Linked DNA regions of Homo sapiens: region 1 is linked to region 2. A link is an interaction called in ENCODE POLR2A ChIA-PET data of the cell type or tissue named here. Cell type or tissue: PC-9. All regions are shown on one strand. Region 1 has its middle 17 kb from the start of MIR4522. Region 2 has its middle 68 kb from the start of MIR4522.

Region 1 (4,000 bases), 51 kb before region 2:
TACCAATCCCAGAACTCAAGACTCCTCAAGTCTATGAAACACAACTCTGAGAGGAGCTGCTTCAAAGTATTGTTTCAATTATTTCTGAGATTTAGATTCAGTTAGCACAATAAATACAGTATAAAAAGAGAAGGCAGAGAGGTGGAGAGGAGGGGGGGAGCCTGAGACTATGTTGCCAAGATGTTCTTTTTGTAGAAAATGACTGTGAAAGAAGGAAGAGCTCATTCTCTTATCCTTTTAAATCTCACAGCTTCATAATCCTCCCTAAACCTGACCTTCCTTTCTTTTTTTTATTTTTTTATTTTTATTTTTATTTATTTTATTTTATTTATTTTTTTTATTGATCATTCTTGGGTGTTTCTCGCAGAGGGGGATTTGGCAGGGTTATAGGACAATAGTGGAGGGAACCTGACCTTCCTTTCAACTTCTATTGGAAACTCTCCAGTACTGAAGTCTATTGTCCAACTCAAATGATAACCTTTCCTATCTTCTTTCTTCTTGCCCACCCTATACAAATAGGTGGTATGGTTTTTGCTTTTATTAAAACTGTTTTTGTAACCAATGTTTATTTTTTATCAAAATATTCCATGCAACTAGTCTAGGGGTCAAATAATGCTAAAAAGGCTTAGAGCAAAAGCAGCAGTTTCACTCCTACCCCTTCATCACTTCCTACCACTCAGAGGCAACTACTCAACTTGTTCAATTTATTGCTTTGTGGGTACATAATAAGAGTGGGAAAACAGGCCGGGCACAGTGGATCATGCCTGTAATCCCAGCACTTTGGGAGGCCGAGGCGGGTGGATTACCTGAGGTTGGGAGTTCGAGACCAGCCTGACCAACATGGAGAAACTCCATCTCTACTAAAAATACAAAATTAGCCAGGTGTGGTGGCACATGCCTGTAATCCCAGCTACTAGAGAGGCTGAGGCAGGAGAATCCCTTGAACCTGGAAGGTGGAGTTTGCGGTAAGCCGAGATCGCACCATTGCACTCCAGCCTGGGTGACAGAGCAAAACTCTGTCTCAAAAAAAAAAAAAAAAAAAAAAAAAAAAAAAAGAGTTGGAAAACAAAATTTATCTCTTTGGACATTTATCTCTGTTATATCTAAGAAATACGTACATGTTATCTCTAGTTTGTCACATAGCATTTTTTTTTTTTTGAGACAGGATCTTGTTCTGTCACCCAGGCTGGAGTGCAGTGATTCACTGCAACCTGTACCTCCCTGGTACCAGGGATTCTCATGCCTCAGCCTCCTGAGTAGCTGGGATTACAGGTGTGCACCACCACACTCAGGTAATTTTTGTAATTTTAGTAGACACAGGTTTTCACCATGTTGGACAGGCTGGTCTCGAACTCCTGGCCTCAAGTGATCCACCAGCCTCGGCCTTCCAGAGTGCTGGGATTAAAGGCGTGAGCCACAGCACCTGGTCCACATAGCAATTTTTATGTTAAGCAACTGTGAAAAGCTTACACACGTGAACTGTTTATCTGATCAAGTTTATTGTTCTTCAAAATTCATGTAGGCCCAGCTACTATGGAGGCTGAGGCAGGACTGCTCGAGCCCAGGAGGTTAAGGTTGTAGCTTGCAATAATTGTGCTCGTGAATGGCCACTGCACTCCAGCCCAGGCAACACAGCAATAATGACTTCAATGTAGTTCAAGCTTGTCCAAACCACGGCCCACTAGCTGCATGTGGCCCAGGCTTTGATTGTGGCCCAACACGAATTTGTAAACTTTCTTAAAACATTATCAGATTTTTTTGTGATTTTTTTTTTCTTTAGCTCATCAGCTATCGTAAATGTTAGCCTATCTTAACCGTGGCCCAAGACCATTCTTCTTCCAACGTGGCCTGGGGAAGCCAAAAGATTGGACACCCCTGATTTAATCCACCACAAACCATTCTGAATGAAAAGTTTTCGGAAGTGCAAATCCGAAGAAGATAATGCATTTACCGGATTACAAAATCATTATAATACAATCAGTCAGGATTCTAGCACAGAAGAGATTGAAGCAGAGCAGAACCCACTAGGGTATGTATATTATATATCATATATACCGCATATAATCTTACACAATTGTGGGAACTGCTTAAGCAATCCCTGTAAAGCTGTTATCGTCACAGCTGATCCTGGAGCTTGAAGACGTCAGGAAAGGCAGTCAGGAAGGCGTAGAGAAAAGCAAATACCAGCTGGAACCCACAAAGGCAAACTAAAACCGTGTCAATTCTCTTTGCCTTTGACCTTGATAGTATGGCCATCCTGCAGAAGCAGCTGCGTTCCTTCAGTACACACCTAGCCTAGGAGTAGGAAACGCTGGAGAAGGACTTGGGGGAAGGCGGAGCAGTTTTAGGCCCAGCTGCTGGCCCAAGCCAAGGAGGTAAACCAGCAGATAAACAATAACACGAGCCACAAAATGTCTGCTGCTTCGCTCCCGCCCTCAAATCTGCATGAGAATGTCTCCTGTGGCCCACCCTAACCAGAAACATATCCACAGGGGATGCTGGGAAACGTAGTTCCACCTCGCCAAGGGGACACAATACGTTTCAAAGCCACCATGGTCTACCGCTTCTCAATTTGGCACCTGAGTTTATTTATTTATATATTTATTATTTATTTAGCTGGGGGATGTCAGGAAGTCACTTTATTTGTAAAATGATGGATTAGACCTGACTATATTCTCTGATAATTAGAAGTTTGCAAAGATGAATAAAGATTTATAAGGCCAGGCGTGATAGTTCATGCCTACAATCTCAACTTTGGGAAGCCGAGGAGGGAGGATCACTTGAGCCCAGGAGTTCGAGATTAGCCTGGGCAACCAAGCAAGACCCACTTCTCTACAAAAAAATAAAAATAAAAAATAAAAAAATAAAGAAAGAATTAGCCAGGCTTGGTGACTTACTGAGGCAGGAGGATTTCTTGAGCTCAGGAGTTCAAGGCTGCAGGGAGCCATGATCACTGCACGGCACTTCAGCCTGGGCAACAGAGCGAGACCTTGGCTCTAACAAAAAAAAAAAAAAAAAAAAAAAAAAAAGGAAAGAAAAGAAAAAGATTTATAAAGTCAATTTTATGGAGGAAGGTCTCTCATTCGGTTCTGAAGTGTTGCGAATCTAAAGTTAGGAAGACAAATTCCCTTTAATTCAGCAAACACTAAGCCCCTACCATAGGCGTCCTCTGCGAAGGAGACACTCCGAATCTCAGGCGCTCACTCGCCATGTGTAAGAGGAAGCGCAAATAAAAGTCCTGGCCAGGCGCGGTGGCTCACGTCTGTAATCCCAGCACTTTGGGAGGCAGAGGCGGGAGGATCACTAGAGGTCTGGAGTTCGAGACCAGCCTGCCCAACATGGTAACCCCCTCCACTCCCCCCACCACACTTCTACAAAAAATAAATAAATAATAAATAAAAATAATAAAAAGCCCTTTCACTCGAGAAGCATTTCGCTTCTCTTAGCCGGAGCCATCCTCCAAAGTGCGAAAGCCTAATTACTGTCCACTCTCACCAAGCCATTAGCAAAATGACCACCTACCTGCTGTGAACACCGAGGTGAGGCTACTACAGTTCCCAGCCGGCCTCTCTCCCACTTCCGCTCCTGGACTCCACAGGCCAGGATTAAGGCACCCATGTTTTAAACCACACTTAACCTCTAAATAAAGATAACAACTAAGGCATCTTTCTGTCTAATATGACACAACTGTACCATGTACAACACAAAACACGTTAACCCTTTCCCCAGAAAGATGAGGCAAAATTCCTTTTCAGTTTTTGAAGGGTATTCATTTTCCTACCTAATTCACACTTTTCCTTTGGTATTCCACAATTTAAAAACTGATATAAATCTAATCTGCTATTAAGTATGGGTATGGGAGAGGGAAAGAAAATCAAACTACTTTATTCATATAGACACAAACATATTCATGTAAAAAAAGGAAGAAATATTCATTACAGTCCTTATTTCTGCAGCTAGCTACATGGCTGTAAACTATTTTATCAAGCCAGCTGCTTCG
Region 2 (4,000 bases):
GCTCCATTAAGGGTAAATGCCGTATACAGGTGTACCATTTTACAGGCATAAGCCACCATGCCTGGCCATCTATTTCTTGTTGAATGAGTTTTGGTAGTTTGTCTTTCAAAAAATTTGTCCTTTTCATCTAAGTTGTCATATAAGTTTCCCTAAGGCCAGGGGTGGTGGCTCACATCTGTAATCCCAGCCCACTGAGGGGCTGATGGGAGATTGCCTGAGGTTTGGAGTTTGAGACCAGCCTGAGCAACATTGCAAGACCCTGTCTCTACAAAAACAATTTTTTAAATTAGCTGGTTGTTGTCGTACATGCCTGTAGTCCCAGCTACTCAGGGGTCTGGGGTAGGAGGATCGCTTGAGTCTAGGAGTTTGAGGCTGCAGTGAGCTCTGATCATGCCACTGCATTATATGCTTGGGTGACAGAGTGAGATCCTATCTCAAAAAAAATTGTCATAAAATTGTTCATAAAATTCCCTTATCATCCTCTAATATCTGAGAGCCCGTGGGGATGTTGGCTGTCTCATTCCTGATATTGCTAATTTTTATCCTCCCTTTCTTTCCTGATTAGTGTGGCTAGAAGTTTTCAATCTTATTGATCTTCTCAAAGAAAGAGCTTTTTGTTCCACTGAATTTTTTTCTATTATTTTTCTGTTTTCTAGTGTGTTGATTTCCACTCTAATCTTTGCTATTTCCTTTCTTCTGATTACTTTAGATTTAATTTACTCTTCTTTTTTGTTTAAGAATCTTAAGGTGGAAGCTGAGAACATTGACATGAAAAAAATAGATCAATGGACTCAAACAGAGTCCAGAAATAGACCTGCACTTACATGGACAACTGGTTTTTATTAAAAGTGCAAAGACAACTCAGTGGAGAAAGGACAGTCTTTTAAATAAACGGTACTAGAATAACTGGATATCCATAGGCAAAACAATAGATTTTGATTCTTATCTCATAAAATATTCAAAAATTAATTCAGATGTATCACAGACCTAAAGGTAAAACCTAAAACATGAACATTTCTAGAAGAAAATCTTTGTGACCTTGTATTAGGCAATGATTTCTTAGCTACACCAAAAGCATAATCCATAAAAGGAGAAATTGATAAACTGGACTTTAGCAAAATTAAGAATCTCTGCTCTTTGAAACATCTTGGTAAGACAATAAAAAGACAGCCCAGAGACTGAAGTAAATATTTGCAAATCATATACTTAATAAAGGACTTGTATCCAGAATATACTCAGCACTCTCAAAACTCAATAATAAGAAGCAACTCAACTTTTTTAGATGGGCAAAATATTTGAATAGATATTTCACCAAAGAAGGCATGTAGATGGCAAATAAGTGCAGTCATGTGCCACTTAGCAACAGAGATATGTTCTGAGAAATGTATTGTCAGATGATTCTATCATTGTGCAGACATCGTAGAGTGTACTATACAAATCTAGACGGTATAACCTACTATACACCTAGGATATGTGGGATAGCCTATTGGATAGGCTACAAACTTGTACAGCATGTTACTGTCCTGAATATTTTAGGCAATTGTAACACAACGGGAAGTATTTGTGCATCTAAACATAGAGGTGGCATAGTAAAAATATGTATAAAACAGAAAATGGTACACCTGGATAGGGCATTTACCGTTAATGGAGCTTGCAGGACTGGAAGTTGCTCTGAGTGAGTCAGTGAGTGAGGGTGAGTCACTGTGAAGGCCTAGGACATTACTGTAACTACTGTTTACTTTGTAAACACTGTACACTTAGGCTACACTAAATTTATTTTTAAAATATTTTTCTTTCTTCAATAATAAATTAACCTTAGCTTATTGTAACTTTTTAATTTCATAAACTTTTTGATATTTTAAAACTTCTGACTCTTTAATAACACTTAATGTATAACACACATTGTATAGCTGCACAGAACAATTTTTTCTTCATATCCTTATTCTATAAGCATTTTTCTATTAAAAAGTTTTTGTTTTTTTTTTACTTTTTAAACTTTTTTGTCCCAAACTAAGACACAAACACACACATTAGCCTGGGCCTACAAATCATCAGGATCATCAATATCACTAATATCACTGTCTTCCACCTCCACGTCTTGTCCCACTGGGAGATCTTCGGGGGAAATAACATGCATGGAGCTGTCTTCTCCTGTGTTAACAATCCCTTCTTCTGGAATACCTCCTGAAAGACCCAGCCATTCCACTCCTGAGTATTTATCCAAGAGATATGAAAGTATAAGTCAATATAAAGACTTGGATATGAATATTCATGTCAGCTTTATTTGTATTAGTTCAAAACTGGAGACAACCTAAATGTGCATCAATGGGTGAATGAGTAAACAAATTATGGTACATACAAACCATGGAATAACACTACTTGGCAATAAAGAGGAATACATTACTGATACACACAACCCCAGGGATGAACCTCAAAATAATTATGCTGAGTTAAAGAAGCCAGACAATAAAATTGCTGGATAATTCTATTTATATAAAATTCTAGTAATGAAAATTAATCTATAGTGACAAAAAATGGTTAATGGCTGCTTGGGAATGGGAAAGGGTTCAGGGAGAGGTGAGAGGAAAGGGTTGCAAAAAGACATGAGAAAAGTTTTGGGAATGATGGATATATGTTCACCATGGATATATGTTCACCATTTTTAGGGGTGGTGATTGCACAGGTGTATACATATGTCAAAACCTAAATTGTTCACTTTAAAATGTACTATCAATTGTAGGTCAGGTACACTTCAATAAAGCCAGGCACAGTGGCTCATGCCTGTAAGCCCGGCACTTTGGGAGGCTGAGGTGGGCAGATTGCTGGAGCTCAGAAGCTCAAGGCAGCCTGGGCCACATGGTAAAACCCCATCTCTACCAAAAATACAAAAATTAGCCAAGTGTGGTGGTGTGAACCTGTAGTCCTGGCTACTTGGAAGGCTGAGGTGGGAGGATTGCTTGACCCTGAGAGGCGGAGGTTGCAGTAAGCTAAGATTACGCCACTGCACCCCAGCTTGGGTGACAGAGTGAGACCCTGTCACAGAAAAAAAAGAAAAAGAAAAAGAAAAAAGGCATGTCTTTCATTATCTGAGTCTTTTAAAACATCCTTTAAAGGAGTTTTATATTTTTCCTCATAAAGATTTTGTGCAGTTGTGTTAGGTTAATTCCAGGATACACAATAATTTCTGGTGCTACTGTGATGTATCTTAATTCATATTTTCTCACTACTTATTGTATTAGTAGTATCAGTTATGTCACTTATGTATGGCTGCATAATAAACCACTCCCTAAACTCAGCGAATAAATACAACCATGTTGTTACTTACGAACCCAGGGGTCAGAGTTTCAGGCAGCGCTCCACAGGAAGTGCTCCACATGACATCAGTGGGGTGACTGGACTGTCTTAGAGGCTTCCAGATGGCTTCATTCACATGTCTGAGGGCCTGATGGTGGGCAGGAGAGCAAAGGCACATTGCAAAGGGATGGATCCAGAGAGGCATGATTCACTGGAGACAGTTTTTAATATTTTACCTTAATGAGGAGGAACACTGTATTGGTTAGATTTATGTGTCAGCTTGACTGGGCCATGGGGTGCCTAGGTATTTGGTCACACATTATTCTAGGTGTTTCTGTGAGGCTGTTTTTTGGATGAGCTTAACATTTAAATTGTAGACTGATGCAAGCAGATTGCCCTCTATAATGTGGATGGGCCTCATCCAATCAGTTGAAGGCCTGACCAGAAGAAAAGGCTGACCATCCGCCGAGTAGAATTCTCCTGCCTGATGGCTTTTGAAATGAGTCATTGGCTCTTCCTGGTTCTACAGGAGCTTTCTGACTTCACACTTAAACTGGGATATTGACTCAGACTTGGACAGATTTGGATTTGCCAGCCTCCATAATCACATAAGACAATTCCTTCTAATAAATCCTTTATTATTTCTTATAATAAATGAATGAATGAATGTATCCTACTAATTCTGTTTCTTGAGAGACCCCTGACT

What was found. Peaks named below come from ENCODE experiments on the same cell type or tissue, not always from the same donor. Only the 100,000 strongest peaks of a DNase experiment are listed, where the experiment ranks them.
Region 1: POLR2A ChIA-PET joins it to region 2 with 10 read pairs; 3 of 35 experiments call an interaction of 5 or more read pairs at or near these places.

What each region holds. Positions count from the first base shown.
Region 1 is chr17:27,275,205-27,279,204 of GRCh38, reverse strand. No RefSeq gene overlaps it. Among named protein-coding and RNA genes, the nearest start is that of MIR4522, 17 kb to the left of the region's middle. In PC-9, no CTCF peak of the experiment used is centred here; no DNase peak of the experiment used is centred here.
Region 2 is chr17:27,224,492-27,228,491 of GRCh38, reverse strand. No RefSeq gene overlaps it. Among named protein-coding and RNA genes, the nearest start is that of MIR4522, 68 kb to the left of the region's middle. In PC-9, no CTCF peak of the experiment used is centred here; a DNase peak (open chromatin) is centred at 1,661.